2 separate regions of the Mus musculus genome follow, and region 2 is linked to region 1. The links are chromatin loops, found by intact Hi-C in ENCODE. Cell type or tissue: heart. All regions are shown on one strand. Links, peaks and the distances in the headings refer to the core of each region. The heading gives the core; the rest is flanking DNA.

Region 1 (8,375 bases), core at 338-8,337:
GGTTTCTGTTGCTTCTGTTCTTATGCTTGGTTTCTGCCATCTGATTATTTCAAATGCTTGTTGCCCTAAATATATCTGATTGGAGCCTGTCCTTCCTGTAATCCTGGTTGATTCTGAACTCTTCAGAGTCTAGCTTTATCTGTGATCCTGTGATTCGGGATCCTGTGAACCTGAGATTCAGGGTGTGTCAGAGGTATTGGCAGTCAAGCTTCCTCTGAGACCCTGATATCCTGGTGTGACCAAGCTCCTGGTATCCTGGCATCCTAAGATCCTGGGCGTGTTACAGTGCCTAGAAGTGGTGTCTCCTCTGGGGTCCGTGGGGCTGTCTGGTGTGTTTGAAACCAAGGTATACCAGCACCGACCAGAAATGAAGCCGCTGGTCATGCAGGGCTCCTGTGTCCTTGCTCCTGCTGTCACGGGCCCCCCACGATTTTTTTGGAACAGATGTTGTGTTCTACTCACCAGTGATCCCAAGATCCTGGGCATGCCAGGGCATTTGCAGTGTGGAGAGTCAGTCCTCTGGGGACCTTGGGACTGTCTGCAACCAAGGTGCCCTGGAGCTGGCACCTGGGCCTTTTTTTCTTCTTTATATTAGAGATTTTGATGTTCATGATGTTGATAATATTTGGTTCTTTTCTAATTTTTACATGTTCAAATGTCAAGAATATAAAACAAACAAATAAAACATCAAAAGTTAGAAGAAGGAACCAAGCTATTTTCAAGGGCAAATTTACTGTCATTGTATCAGTCCTTTCAGCAGAAACTTTAAAAGACAGGAAAACATGTAACACTATGTTGAAAGTCTTTAAAGTAAATAACTGCCAAATAAAGTTGATATATCTAATTAAATTATCCTTTTGGATTAATGGAGAAACATGGATCCCTGTTTTGCTTCATTGCTGGAGGTGCTAGGCTACATTCCATCTCTGCAGCCAGAGTTGCCCGGTTCATGGAAGATATCGGCTCAGGTGTGGCAGAACACAGCCTAAGATAGGGGCCCCAGCCCGGGTGAGAAATGACACAGGCTGGGGCCAAAGCTGGGCTTTCCAAATTCCGGGACACACAGATGCTGCTGGGATCCACTAGGAGTCAGGAACAGAGCCAGGGGGCTGGGGGATGGGGGGAGGGGAGGGAGAATCCCGCTTAGCTCAAAGGTGAAGGACCTTCTTCTAGAGACTTAGGCAGCACAGCTCTGTATGATGAAGGCTTCATCCCACAATGGTTCTTGATGAGAGAAACAGTCCTTGCTTGTCCAAACTGTTTATTTATAGTGAAAAAAATGAATGCATACCACTTACTCAGCGTGGACCAGAGATTAAAGATCTTTTGCAGGAAGGAATGCCCAAGAAGGGAAACTTATTGGCTAAATCTTCAGGGCCCATCTAGACACCTCATTAGCATGGAGAACTCTGTGTCCTGTGCTAAGTGACTAGTTGTTACAATCCTCATTTGGGGTGTCATGATCACATGCTCTAGGACAGGAACCAGGGTGGGAAAAAGTGAAATGCCCACTGTTCTCAGATAAGAGAATTACTGGAGTTTCTGAATCTGCTCAACCTTCTCAGTTTTTGTCTGGTGCCATGGTTTTATTTGCCCCACAGACCACCAAGATAGCACTGGAGAAAACACTTAAAGAAATCTTACACACATACAAGGGAGAAAGTCATAATCCTGGGACTCCACAAAATAACAGAATTCAAGGAATAAGTAAATGAACAACTATTTGGAAAACATGTTTTTTGCCCTTCCATGAAAAGTGTTCACCTTCTCACTAGTGGGAAACACCTTACAACTTACTTTGTCATACTAAATGTCTAGCATTGCCAGGCTACCTTAGAGTCATTACTAAATTGGGCAAGGGTTACTTTAACTCAAACACTGAAATATTACAATGAATTTGATAGCTAAGACCCTACAAAGAGATGTGGCCAAGGATTTGGCGTCCTTCTATATTCTCTACGAGGGAAAATGCACTTTCAGGTTCAGTCTAAAGTTAGTCTTTTTAACAAAGGGCTATAAGATGGGAGAGTTGTGGTGTGGGCTCTGTCCCAGAGTAAAGCTGAGGTAAGGGACATAGTGTGGGGAGTTCTTTGTCATTTCCCAAGAGGCAGAGTCCAGACATGGGGAAGCAATACCACTAGATATACAATACAGAACTCAGCACTCTTCCATGGTCACCTGGGTCTCTTCTTCAAAACAATCATTGTTGTGGGTCTCCTGTGGATCTTTTTGTTATTCTTATTATATTATTTATTTTAATATTTATTTGTCTACATGTATGTTTGTGCATCATCTGTAATCAGTGCCCATAGAAGCCAGAAGAAGGAGTCAGATTTCCTGGTATTGGAGTTACAGATGGTTAGGAGTCCTTCTGTGGGTGCTGGGGGAATCAAATCCAGGTCCCAAGGCTTGTAATTGCTGAGCCATCTCCCCAGTTCCTTCTGTGAATTTCTTAAGAGTTTTTAAAATGAAAATAAGAGGCTCAGTGAGTATATAAAACAATTCAACACCACAGTGAACAAGCTTGAGCCAATAGCCCTAAGAAGAATACAATATCCATCAACAAGAAAATATACAATTTATTTCTTTAAAGGGCCCATAGAATATTTACACAGATACAAACTGACTGTGAAGCAAAATGCAAAAGCTGAAAACATTGGTATCATAATTTCTATTTTCTAGCAATAGTTAGAATTCAATAAAAACCAGGGAAAGACTATGTATTCAAAAAATGAAGAAAGGTGGCACACGCCTTTAATCCCAGCACTCAGGAGGCAGAGGCAGATGGATTTCTGAGTTCGAGGCTAGCCTGGTCTACAAATTGAGTTCCTGGATAACCAGGGCTACACAGAGAAACCCTGTCTCGAAAAACCAAAAATACAAACAAACAAACAAAAAGCCATATTTCTAAATGACTTACAACAAGTCAGGAAATATTTAGAATCAAATGAAATGAAAAGTCTTCCCTTAAAACTTGTTGGATTCAACTAAGTTAGTGCTTAAAGGAAAACTACTGGCCCTAACAATTAGGGTGTGAGAATTCAATTGTTTATATTATGATGTTAATAAAGTGAAAGTAAAAAGATGATTATAAACCAATGTGGATTGAATAAGATGAAATGCCCACATGTATTAGAAGTTTCCAGAATATCCAGTCAGAGTGAATTATTCAAAAGGAATTCATTTAATAAACTACTGGCAAATCTAAGGCAAGAAAACGGAGCATAGATATTATGGATAGAAAGAGATGCAGGAGAATCAGGAAGAGGAGAGAAAGATATAAGAGAACTAAATGAGAAATTTTAAAGTGGCATTTACAATGGGACTAGACAATTATTAATAAATATCACTGTTCTTATATCCATTAAATTAATTCAGTAATTTAAACCTTCCTACTAAAAAAATGTGGCTGTCACAAATTGCTTTTCCAATTTAATATAGCTGGTATCATGTGATGGGTGGCTCCCATCAGACACTATTCCAGATTAGAGAAAAAGGGGAGCCAGTTGACAACTCATTACAAAATTCGAGAGGGGTCTTGCTAACAAGCCTAGCAAGAACTTTGAGAAAGGGAAACATCTTACTCGTGAATTTAGAAGAAAAGACTTCTTAAATATTAGTATGAATCCTGCAACATATAAAGAGGGAGGCAGAGGGGAAGACGATGGGAGAGGGGAAGAAGACAAAGTAGGGGCAGCCATCAGATGCGCCTCATAATCGGTTACCTCCTTTCTGATGCCTGCATTTCTTGCCCCTTGTCCAGAGTGTATGGAGGACATGACACCTCTAACTGCGCAATTTGCTTATCAAATGACCTATTAAACCATTTCCATGTGCAAAGTATGCCGATCAGATAAATAAAGGGTTCTGGTATGAGACTGGAGGAAGATGGCCCCATATTCCTCCACATTTCCCCCATAAAACATTCTGAACAACCAGGGCAGAGAAACCAATGACTAGCAAGTGATAGTTTCCCAAAAGACCCCAAATTAGGAGAACATGATGGCAAATCTCCAGTAGCAAGAGAGCAGCAGGTTAGCATATGTTCAGAGGATGCCAAGCAATAGCGCTGTCTGGTCAATCTGACTTTCAAACAGCAAGCATTGGGCCAGCTCAGGGGCAGAAGCACCCTTTTTAGCAGAGGTGAGTCTCTGGGCTCTGTACTAGCTGGAAAGAAAAGAAGAGAAGGGAAGGGAAGGGAAGGGAAGGGAAGGGAAGGGAAGGGAAGGGAAGGGAAGGGAAGGGAAGGGAAGGGAAGAGAAGGGAAAGAGAAGGGAAGGGAAAGAGAAGGGAAAGGAAGGGAAGGGAAAGGAAGGGAAGGGAAGGGAAGGGAAGGGAAGGGAAGGGAAGGGAAGGGAAGGGAAGGGAAAGAGAAGGGAAAGGAGGAAGGGAAAGAGAAAGGGAAAGAAGAAGGGAAGGGAAAAGAAGAAAGAAGAGAAGAGAAGAGAAGAGAAGAGAAGAGAAGAGAAGAGAAGAGAAGAGAAGAGAAGAGAAGAGAAGAGAAGAGAAGAGAGAAGAGAAGAAACAATGACAAAACAAAACAACAACAAAACAAACAACAATAGAACAATAACAAAATAGCAAACATCTACCTAGAAAACTTAACTAGTCCTCAGAGGGCAGACATTGAAGGTGGGAGGGAGAGAATGTTATGGTTTCAAGTATCTGTGTGAGGCACAGTTTGAGATAATGCTGAAGGATGTAGACACTCCTCAAAGCTGACAAATGAAGGTTCCCCCCCAGGACAAAGCCAGGACTCTAATGTGGACTAGGAAAAAACAGTGACGATTGTGTGGGGGTGGGGTGGGGGGTGAGGGGATCTAAGTAATAGGAATTTACTGTCAGGTATAGTAGTCTTATGAATGCAAGATCTTTGAAGTAGTGAGGGAACCCCATATTCTGCAATGTAAGCATTCCTGCTCCTTAACACTTTTAAAAAACAACCAGAAGAGGGCAGTCCAGAGACAGTGATTAATTTAAAAATGGTAATTAAAACTACTCTAAGCCTACTCCTCTTTACAAATGTTCGGAAAACCTAATTATATGTTTAGGGAGAGAAAGAGCAACAGTAGAGCATGGCGTTCAAATCACATTCAAATATATTTCAGGATAAAAGGAAATGCGTGGGATCCTGAGAGATAACAAAGGCGTGCGGGGGGAGAGGTTCTCACAGCAGCGAGGAAGCACAACCCAGTGCTTCCAAATGGGCTAAGAGACTGAAGGAAAGGAAATATGCATCAGGCTGCAGAAGCTTGGGAATTAAGGGGTAGACATTATGCAAGAATTAGGCATAAAAGACACAAATCAGCTTAGAAACCAGCTTGAACATCTAGCATTGACATAGACTGGTGCCTCTCATGAAGTAGAAGGTAAAATGATACTTAGGGTAGCTAGTTGCACCAAGTTAGTACAGCAACAACAATCTCCATAGTGTGAAACATGAGTTCAGAAGAAGGGAGTACTACAGGGAACTCTGATGTTACATATAAGGTAAGTAACCCACAGCAGGCCTGTGCTGTCTCAGTGTTTATCCGTCATATTAGCTTTTCTTCACCTTTTCTCATGGCCTTGAGTTGTTCTGTGTGCTTCTTTTTCCTCTGTTCCATGATACGATGTCACTAGAAGCTGGTAGAGAGAGACTGTGGGGTGGTATTGCTTTTAAAATCCAGTAGGTTTTAGTTTTGAGCAGCAGAAAATGCCTGGTGTGAGTGTTAGTGAATCCTGCACTGCTTACCATCACAGAGTAGTGGTGGTTCCCGAAAATGGGCTTCCCATAAGGATTTTTCATTTTCATAGGAACCAGATGTGGATTTATGCAGTCCTGACCTCTAGAGATAGCCTTGAGTCTTCTTCAGTCCTCCAGAGCCCCTTTCATCTATACAGGGATAGCAGCTGCCCAATGAAACTATCTCAAACTCCAGAGCTCTCTCTTATGTCCTTATCTAGATAGACCTTTACGTAGCTAATAATTCTTTATATTGAATTCTACAAGCTCAAATTACTGGTCTGCATTTTGTTGACCCCTTGACTTTGTCTCAGTCCGTGGGTCTACAGAGGAAAATCTCTATCTCTCTCTCTCTATGTCCATCTCCATGTCCATCTCTATGTCCATTTGAATCTCCATGTCCATCTCCCATCTCCATATCTATCTATCTATCTATCTATCTATCTATCTATCTATCTATCTATCTATGTATTAAATACACATTTACATATATCAAATAATTGATATTTATATATAAGCATACATACTTATATTTGTATATATACTATATATAATTTTATATTTGTAGATATTACATTTATATAAATATATTTTATGATCTTATATGAATATTGTGAGACAATTAAGGTTTTAAAGGAAGATTATGATTTATCAGAATTTTTAACTTTTAGCTCTAAGATGACATATTTATTTTAAAATATGTTCCGAGAGCATCAGAGTCAAGAAAATTTAGACATGTGGCTTGTTTATAAAAGGGAAAGCCAGGAGGTTTGGGGCATGCCAGTCAGAGGGATTAAGAATAATTCCAGAGGGGACCCAAGGATAGAGAAATCCGAGAAAGACTAAGAGGAAATGAACAAGATTTAGGACTACACAAGGTTGATACAAAGACATGAAATGTAAAAAGGTAATTCACCCTGTCAGGGGGATCAATAGTTTAAGTCATGGGTTCTGATGAGCATGTCAGCAGAAAGAGCTGGTATCAGGAAGAGGATGATGGTTTGATTCATTTTTTCTGTGGATAAAAATGACAACTGGGTCAAGATTTCTGGGAGGAATTTCAAGATAAAGGCATGGAGCCCTGGAAGAAGTTGATATAAAAAAAAAAAGAGTCATTGCGTACTTGATGTTTAGTGAATGTCTACTGTATTCCAGAAGGGGTTGGGTGTGGATCTGATTCAAGACAGTCATAGTCTTCTACCGTAGGCAAGCATACCCCCCTCAAATGTGCAGCCTGCTCTTCCAAGGGCCCAATTGGCATTCCAGAGTTCTACTAATTGGAAAGTTTAATTCAGACATTCTGATACCCAGCCTAACTTTTCCTGCTGCTCTTACATCCTCTGTAGACTCACTGAGCACTTAGCAATTGTCCTTGTGCTTCCTCTGAGTAAAGTGAAATCTTAGCTCCTTATTGACACGACTTCTGGAGCAGGCAGCATGCTTCGCTTCTTCCTATAGGACTCTTCACAGGTATACTCTTCAGAGCTCTACTCTAAAGGGTAAATCTTTTGGCTGTGGGACTTAGGACACCAGCCAGCTTTCAGTCTGACCTCAGCATTCCTTCCCAGCATCCTGCAGCTGGGTTATGTAAAAGGCAGGCACTGTGAGCATCCCTTTGAGTGTCCACTGGGCTTTCTCTTGGGCTCAAACCAAGGAAGAACCAATTAGGAAAATGGAAAAATGCCCAAATCATGAAAACAAACATCTATTCAAACTCTCCTTTCACTGGGGAATGATAAAATTTTACTGGCAATGCTATGATAAATGCCTAGCAAATTTGTGTTTATCCTACCAACTGCCATTTTATCAGATGCTAAAAAGGTATTGGGAGAATTAGAGAAATTTTAATCAAGCAACAACATGGCTGCTCTGGCAAGGGATCACGCCCAAAGATTATATAGATCTATATGATCTGGCTGGAATACAGACATGCCCTTAGTATACACTTTTAATCCTTAATGATGAAGGTAAGGTTAGTTTGCAGAAAGAAAAAAAAAACCCAGCCATGTTTAAATGTGATGTCTGATTGAGAGGCAGACAAAGTGTCGAGTCAGAGAAAGATTTGACAGAATGAGTCTGAGATAGGATAAACCCAACTCTCAAGAGATCAGCACAGGAAAGAAAGAGGACATAAGTGATCAGGGAGAGAGAACAAACTAGACACAGGTTAACACAGAGTGAGCTGAAAAGTGAGAGGCAGCCACAAGATTAGAACCAATTGCCAAAGTTAGTGTGAGACCAAGTAGAGCATTTGAGGGAGACACTGAGAGAAGCTGGATTGAAACAGTCAGCCTGAAGGATTGGATTATACATAGTATTATACATAGTCCATACCTAGGCCTTGGGGTAGTTAGAGCAGAGAAAGAAATGCTCTGGGCTCAGTCCAAGCCATGTATTTGTACAGCTTGGGTAATGGCTGTCATTTCATCCTTTCATCTGAGGAAATAAAAGTGATATTTATAGATAGGTAGTACAGAATGTGTTGGCATGTTCAAGAGAGATAGTCTAAAATATTCATTCTTTTGTTCTTTGAAGGAGAAACCCTAGTTCAAGTGTCAGTCAGTTATCTACTGGTTTTGTGACCTCTAGAGCATCTCCTATCTTCTCTGTGCCTTTGTTTTCTCCAAAGTGACATGGATACACAACACTA
Region 2 (8,375 bases), core at 51-8,050, 120 kb after region 1:
CTGGATTTGCAATCTATTTAATTACTAGTTCTGAGTACAATTGATGCATCTAATAAAACTAACCCATGATCCCAGGCAATGTCCCACGGCAGAAAAAATCCCATCAAGACTCAGGTGCAGGCATCGGGCCACTAGCTCCTGGAGTTGGTTTCACGCTCTGCCATTTTCAGATGCTTTGGTTGTTATTTTGCCTAGAAGTATTCTTACAGCAGGTTTGCCTCTGGTCCTTAGAACCATAGTCTTCAGCACTCCACTTAGAACCAGCCTGTTCATTGTATAAATGCCGACGTTTTTCTGCCCAGAGCACAAATGTGGACTACTCACTGATGAAATAAATGTGCTGGCCTAATTCTTCTTGCTCCTTTGTTTCGAGAGAAGTTTGCTTTTAAGATGAGGGGACAGAGAGCTCTGACTTTTATTTTATAGACCGCAGGGATTCTAGGTGGCCTTAAGTACTGTTCCCGAAGCTTGGATTTCCTGTTTAGAGGGTGCACTGTCAAGATTAGCTTTTGTCTTCTGCTGTGGCTAATTTGTCTTCCTCTTGGAGCAGCCAGTGGGGGCGGGGGTGTGGGCAGGACCGGTCTGCTGATGGAGACACCTCCTTCCACTCTCTGACCTGGGCGGGATCAGGCTTCTCGCTTGGCTGGGAGGAGCCCCAAGGGGGCGGATCCCGGTCCACAGGGGGCGGGGCAGCTGACCCCTGGCCACTCCCGGGGACCGTGGAGGGGGGCGCGTCCCGGTGGAGCTGGTGCCGCGCGCTCGGGAGTGGGTTGGCTTCGCTGGGGCGGGGCGGGGCAGGGCGGGGCGGCGGCGGGATGGGCTGGCTGGGACGCGTGCGGCGGCGGCTCCGGGGGGCCCGGCTCCTCCCCGCCTGTGCGCCGGAGCGCCGGCGGCCGCGCTGAGCTGTGCGGCGCGGGCCGGGCGAGCAGCCGCCTGCGCCCCGAGCGAGCGGAGCGCGGCCATGCCCGGGCCCTAGCGCGCTACCGCAGCCCGCGCCCGCCGCCGCCTCTTCAATGGGCAACCTGCTCGGCGGGGTCAGCTTCCGCGAGCCCACCACCGTGGAGGACTGCGACTCCACCTGGCAGACCGATTCGGAGCCCGAGCCCGAGCAGCCGGGGCCGGCAGGCGGTGGCGAGGGCCAGCAGCACGACGAGCCGGAGCAGCCCAAGCAACCTCCCGAGAGAGCCGGAGGGCGGCCCCGCGCCAGCCCCGTGCCCGAGGACCACGCCGAGGCGGCGGGCGCGGAGCAGGTACGCGGCCCCGGGACCCACGGTGGGCCCGGCGAGGTCGTGCTCCCGGCGCCCGGGAGGGGACTGCCCCCGGGGATGCAGGGCGGGATGCTCGGCGTGCTTGGCCCGGGCACCCGACCTAAGGGAGCCTGCGGTGCCCAGGTGGCTAGCTGCTAGCCCAGGGGGCCTTGCTGTGAACCTCGCAGGGAAGTCTCCCCAAGGCAGACCCCGACCCCACTCGGTGTTCTCTTTGCCTCTGCAGCGCAGCTGGGTGATGCGAAGGTGGGGTGGGAGGAACTAAACTAAAAATAGAAGATTGTGAGGAGGACCCGGCCAGTGCCTGTTATTGATTTTTTTTTAATTTTAATTTTTTAAAAAAAGATTTAAAATATTATTCAGAGCAAGACAACTGCAGTTGTGAAGCGGCCCGCAGCCTCCCCCTCCCAGCGAGGGTCCAACGGGCATTAAAAGTATCACAGAAGGTTCCTGAGCAAACTTAAAATAACACCGTTCATTTCCCCAAGAGAAACCTTTCAACGACTTGAGTATTCCTTTAACATTTACGTTCACCCAGAAGACTTGTTGATCCAACCAAGCTTAAGTCAGTTGACCAATACAATTAGGTAGATAGGTTAGAAGAGAGATAGATGGCGTCCCTTAACCTCTTGTGGCTTCAGAAACTTTTAAAAGGAGGAACTGTATATTTTTAAAGAAGTCTGCACCGTTTAAGGTTGGTGGTTCTGTATTAGGCCTCCCTCTTACAACTTGAAGGAAAATGGAGCCCAAAATCCAATGTGACTTTAGGGGAAGCATCACCTTTCCAGGAAGTCCGAGCCTTCCCATCCAGGTTAATTGAGCGTGTTATTGAATGGAATGCAATTTCCAGGTGTGCGGTCCGTTTTAATTCCCCATTTTGGAGAACTGTGAGCCTTAAAGGAAATCTTGCCCAAAGCATACGAGGAGAAAAGTATGTCTGTGGCCAAAGTGAGGGCCTTGGCCCTGCTAATGAGATCTTGGCCGCCCTTGTCTTCTGTTCCCGTTTGTATTTTGCACTTAGTGTTATGTGCTCAACCCCAAAACAATAGCGCATGCCACATTTCAGCGTCTTATCCTCCCATTTGTCTTCCAAGTAAATAGCAAATAGCCACTGAGAAGTTTGGAATTAAAGAAACAAAAACAAAACTTGTTAATACAATTAACTAGGTCAATTGTAAAATAACATACCATTTCAACAAATACTCTGCAACCTGAGTAAGAATAGAGCATCCTTTAATTGTTAATTTTTGTTCCTGGAAGTTCCACCAGACTTCTTAAATAATCGTTGTGACGCTGTTTTGACTCCTTACTCTATTTGCCCACTATGCGGACCGGTCAGTTCCCCCTTTAAAGGAGGTTGCAGACTGGTTTCACCCGCTCACTGTCTTTGCTCTCATCCATCTCTGTAAACGTTAGACAAAAGATGGTACCACTAACTGAGGTGAGGAAACCTGGGGTGAAAGATGTTTCAGAGGTTAAGTCAAGGCTTATGCTAAGTTTTGCGTCCTATTAGACACCCAAGTGGATGGGCGAGTAGTTAATGGTCTCTATAAATAGATGCTCCGTCTAGGCTGGAGCTATAGGCTTGCATTTAGTATCTATACATAGATACTGTCTAAGCTGGAGCTATAGGCATGCATTTAGGATAAGTTGTACTCAAAAAAAAAAAATCAATGCAAGATAAGAGGTCATCAAAGAGTCATGAGGGGTGAGAATAAGGCTGTCTATACGGGTTGTGATTAAGACGAGAAAAAGGGGAGCAATGGTACAGGAAGCAAGTCAGGAGAGAGTGGTATTCTGACAGCTAAGTGTTAACACTGCTTCAGGGCCTTACAGGGTCCCAGCTGCTGGGAAGTCCCTGGGATGACCGCTGAGACATGATTTGAGTAAATGGGGGATTGGTTTGGAAAGTTCCTAATAGTCCCATTTTAAAGCAATGCCCTGGACAGAGTGTCAGTTCCTTGGTGAAGATTCACTTCAGAAGAAAGCAGAGACACAGCCTGCAAGTAGGGTAGACCTGGGTCAAGGGAGGCGTTATGCTTAGGATTGGAGAGACTACAGTGTGTTTGGTGGTTGCATGGAATGGTTTGGAAGAGCCAAGTTTTGATGATCCAGGGAAGGGGAATTAAGGAGCAGATTCCTTGCTGAGGAGGTGAAAGCGGCCAGGGTACAGCAGTGAATGGGGCAGACTCTGGCGGGCTGAGGGATGCCGTCATTTACATGGTAGTCTTGGGGAACAGGCAGGCCGTGAGTCATTAGCTTCGTTTCACAGATGATGAAACTAAGATTCAGCTAAATGATTTGCTTAAGGCCTCACACATATTAAGGAGCAGAACGAAGCCTCGCACTACTCTCCTGGATCCAGAGACTTGGGTCGTTGATCTTCATGACAGGATTTTTCAAATATCCATCACTTCTAGCAGGGACAAAACTGGTTCCGACCCAATTAGTCAGACATGGGAAGCAGCGACTTCTTACACTGTTGCTGGGCTCTGAGCCTTGTTCACTTCCTCTTAAGTTCCGGCAGCCTTGTTCCCAAGATGCTGGCACTAATAACTGTCAGTCAGGCGTGTTGCACGGAAGTGTTTGGTAAATGGGAACGTGCTCTCTGCAAGTGCTTGTGGTTGTAGCTCAGGCTAAATAGATTCTGAACCTTGCTAGGCAGAGCTATTTTGAAAAGTGTGGCAAGAACCAGAATTGGAGCTTTTCCTTGCTTATGTAACATGACAGTGTAACGACTGTTAAACAGCGGAGGGCTGGGTGTTAAAGTATCTCTGTACTTGTAGTAAGAGTGAGAAATCACACCACTTCAGAAATGCGTGAAAGCTGCTTAGATGATGCCAGTCTGTCAGCACAGACAGGGTGGGAAGGGTTGAGACAAAGGGTTGGGGGCAGACTTCTTGAATATTCATATCTCAGCACCGCGGTCTTCTTTATCATGTTCCGTTGTACAGTCCTGTGTGTCACTGGACAAGTGCATTTTGCCATACAGCATATGGTCTGGATAATTAGAGGTTATTAGACCTGCATCTTCTCCGTTTAAAATGACATCACATTGCTGGCACTTTGTAAACAGCATGAGCAAGCTATCACATAGAAAGTACTTCAGTGTTTGTTTCACCCGAGAGCTCTGTCTTGCTCTGTGTACTTATGTCAAGTTTGCTGATTTCTAGCCCACTGATCATTGAATGGGCAGATGATTACTCATGCCTTGTATGTTTGTTATGGTGCTTTGAAATAGTTTAGAAAGCTAATTTAGTTTAAAGCCCTCCTTTTCTTTCATAAATACTGCTTGACTTTCAGGCGCAGCCAGGAGATGCAAATTTAATGAGAATCTTCTGCATAGAATTGATTTACCAACTTAACCCTTTCACGGCACCCTAGGAAATACGCTTTGTCACAGGCTCCATTGTATAACAGCTGGTGGAACATGTTTTCAATTCGTTCTGAGCACTGTTCTGCATCGTTACTGATGCTTAGCATTTGCCCTCCACAGGCACTGAACGATAAAGTCTTTTTATTTAGTGATATACCTTAGGACAGAAGTTTTTAGTGCAAATAAGGCAGGTTGATGCCAGCAAGCACAGCTCGAAAGCATCACGGAAGAGACAGAATCATTTCCTTCATCTTGGCAGGTTGGAAATGCTCAGGGATCTTTATGGAGGTTGACTATTTTAAGTTTGTTCCAGAAGTTTCTCGGTATGGTTCTCTGTGTAAGTGGAGTTCCACTTTGTGTCCTAGGGCGGCGAGTCCACGGAAGGAAATGCCAAACCAAAGAGAAGCTTCTATGCCGCGAGGGATCTGTACAAGTACCGACATCAGTACCCAGTAAGACACTGCTGTGCCTTTTCAATGTGTTTCTCTGATTTTACTCTTCCGGTAAACAAACATGTCCGAAGGGTCCTTGTGCCGTGTGTGTGTGTGTGTGTGTGTGTGTGTGTGTGTGTGTGTGTGTTTCTATACACCAGAGATTAATTTATCTTTTCCTCTAGCAGAACTTCAAAGATATCCGATATCAAAATGACTTGAGCAACCTTCGCTTTTATAAGAACAAAATTCCATTTAAGCCGGATGGTGAGTAAGCCTCCTTGCTAACATGCAGGTTTTAAACAATAACATGTACCTGGGCGTGCGTTCCTTCTTCTGGGCTTCACGCCTTCTTGCTGCATTTGCTGGATGGTTACCTTGGTTTTGGCTTGCCGTGCCGGCTGATGTGTCCCCGGAGCCCTGGCGGGTAGGGCTGCTTCCATCCATTTAGTGAGCTGTGGAGAAATAGATATTGGTTAGTTGCATCTTCTCACTATCTGTGTGTCTTGGTGGTTATTGACAAGTTAGGAGGGGCAGGGTTTCTGTTTGCTGGTTTAGTTTAGTTTCTTTCATTTAGGGAGTTTTAACTTTTATGAGCAGAAAGGAGGAAAGTCTTGTAGAGCTATTGAATTTTAACTGGTTAGACCTTGGAGGGGGTCAGATTCAGCTTTTTCATCTTGAAGATGTGGTTCCTGGGATTTGAAACCTGAATGGCTGACTTGCTGGGCCACAGAATCAATTTTAGAGTGGACCTAAGTTGTTCTCGGGTCCACGGTTCTTTTTGCTGTGCCATACCTAAAAATAATTACTTAGAAGATGAGCAAATACAGTGTTTGTCTTTAGAATTTCTTCTGTCACTTTTCAAAATCAAGGGTTGGGGAACTACAGCAATCCTAGTTCAAACCGGACCAAATAAATGTGCCTCGTTCACAATCGTACGACCTCCCTCATAGAATAGGAGCCTTCCCAAGCCCATAGTGAAAACTCGCAGATTACAAACTGGCAGATAAGCCAAACACTGGGGCAGCCCGGTGGGCCTCACAGTGGGTATCTGAACTGTGTGTAGGCAAACAGAAGCCAGATACACTCCTGAGGAGTTCAGTGTGGGGTGGCCCGATTGTCCTGATTGTTGTCATTCGCTCTCAGTGAAAGTTGAGTGACATTCAGAGCCATGAGTCAGCTGGTGAAAGTCCTAGATTGTGAGCTGTGCTGGCTAGCTTTATATCAACCAACACAAGCTGGAGTCGGTCGGGAAGAGGGAGCCTGAGCTGAGAAAGTATGCCTGCCAGATTGGCCTGTGGGGCATTCTCTGGAGTGATGACTAACGTGTGTGTGTGTGTGTGTGTGTGTGTGTGTGTGTGTGTGTGTGTGTGCGCGCGCGCGTGAGCTCGGGGGTTACCTCTCCACGGGCAGTGCTGTCCCTGGGCTGGTGGGCCTGGATGGTATGAAATAGTAGACAGAGCAAGCTAGTAAACAGTATTCCTCTATGGCCTTTGCTTCATTCCCTGCGCTGAGTTTCTGGCCGTCCTTCCTTTAAGTGATGGAATGTGATATGAAAATGTGAGAGAATTAAGTCCCTTCCTCCCAGTGTTGCTTTTGGTCATGGCTCTGTCAAAGCAGTAGGAACCCCTAAGACACAAACGTTTCAGAATGCCACAACCATGGGAAGGAGAGAGTCGTGGGAATGCTGGAAGAGAGTTCAAAGTTTGGAGGTGGTGTTTAGAAGGGGGGAATCCTGACATTTTGTCCTGAGGAGTGTTGCTGAAATGGGCAAATGCAGGTAACTTGAACTTTTTGGTATTCAGAAGTTTGGAGGGTATAATGCACAGTGTATTTACCGTTGATTAAAAAAAAAACAAAAAAAAAAAACGATATAACCACGGGAAAATGACTCCAGCATGTTAATAATACTGAAGGAAAAATGGTGTTGCAGATTTCTGGGAGGGGCCTTGGGGTCAGGCTGCTGGTCTTTGAGGAAAGGAGGAGATGAGTTGTGGGTGTGTTTTTGGTTTTGTTCTTTGTTTTGTTGTTGATGATTTTGTTTGCTTTCTGTAAGATTAGCTAACTGGCCCCAGATGAGGACTGTGGCAGACTTGAGGGTCACGAGGATTTCCTTACGTTCTTACTGGCGAGCGTGAGCCATTGCCAAAGGGCCTGCTTTGTGCAGGCACGAAGACTTCGAAGACTTGTGTTCCACTCCCACACGACTTTGTAACTAGTGTGTGACACTGAACAAATTGTCGTTGTTATTAATTTACTAATGTGAGACTCTGCACAAATATTCCATGTAAGAGCAGTGTTTTCCTGTTAGTCATGTGGAGATGGTAATGTTGTTTGAAGTAGTTTCCCTGCACAGAGGCAGACAGCAAATATGTTAGGCTTTGGAAAATAGTCCATTGAAGCACTCAAGCCTGCAGGTGTGAGCAGTATAAAAATGTGTGCTTGTGTATATTCTCACAAAACGTTGTCTTGTGTTATTTACAAAACGCTCGTTAGGCCATCCTTTGCCACCCTCTGTGCATCACCCAGTATGCACTTCTGTAACCTGTGGTGCTGCTGTCTTTATTTTAATTGGGCTTTTAACATTACTGGGTGTATGGCATAGGATAGTCCACTTTTAGGATCATTCTTGTGTTGCTTTTAAACTGAACACTTTTAAGACTCGTGTTAACTCACATGTTTTAATGCCATCCCCATGTTTTTAATGAATGGTTCCATTTTTCTCAATATATTTGCCACATAGGTGTTTACATTGAAGAGGTTCTAAATAAGTGGAAAGGGGACTACGAGAAGCTGGAGCACAACCACACGTACATCCAATGGTCAGTAACACGCTCGCCGCCATGAGCCCTGTCCTGTTTAATCTTAGGTTTTCAAGACAACGTTAACTGAAAATTGTTATTTCTTTTTTTTTTTTTTTTTTTTTTTAACAATCAAGGCTTTTCCCCCTGAGAGAACAAGGCTTGAACTTTTATGCTAAAGAATTAACCACATATGAAATCGAGGTAATGCAATCTCAATTCACTTTCCATAAGGCAGCCAAATAATATCATCATTTTATTGTCCTGATAGCAACCGAGTCATTTCAATTGACTTCTCGCCCCCCTTTTATATTAGGAATTCAAAAAAACAAAGGAAGCAATCAGAAGATTCCTCTTGGCTTATAAAATGATGCTAGAGTTTTTTGGAATAAAGCTGATTGATAAGACTGGAAATGTTGCTCGGGCCGGAAACTGGCAAGAAAGATTTCAACATCTTAATGAGTAAGTGAAGCCTGAGTGGTAAGCCATTGGCCTCTTCCTG

Evidence for each region. Peaks named below come from ENCODE experiments on the same cell type or tissue, not always from the same donor. Only the 100,000 strongest peaks of a DNase experiment are listed, where the experiment ranks them.
Region 2: it touches region 1 in a loop (2.1-fold over the local background); 6 of 42 quality-filtered maps call a loop at or near these places.

The regions. Positions count from the first base shown.
Region 1 is chr1:23,492,183-23,500,557 of GRCm38, reverse strand. No RefSeq gene overlaps it. Among named protein-coding and RNA genes, the nearest start is that of Gm28822, 78 kb to the left of the region's middle. In heart, for the core only: a CTCF peak has its summit at 4,951 (motif pointing right); no DNase peak of the experiment used is centred there.
Region 2 is chr1:23,375,690-23,384,064 of GRCm38, reverse strand. It overlaps Ogfrl1 (opioid growth factor receptor-like 1), which reads left to right and starts at 890. Exons shown (of 7, transcript NM_001081079.1): 1 at 890-1,250; 2 at 5,007-5,093; 3 at 5,261-5,339; 4 at 7,816-7,894; 5 at 8,011-8,077; 6 at 8,190-8,335. The coding sequence starts at 1,014. In heart, for the core only: no CTCF peak of the experiment used is centred there; DNase peaks (open chromatin) are centred at 654 and 3,744; H3K4me3 peaks cover 2,038 bases; H3K27ac peaks cover 1,923 bases.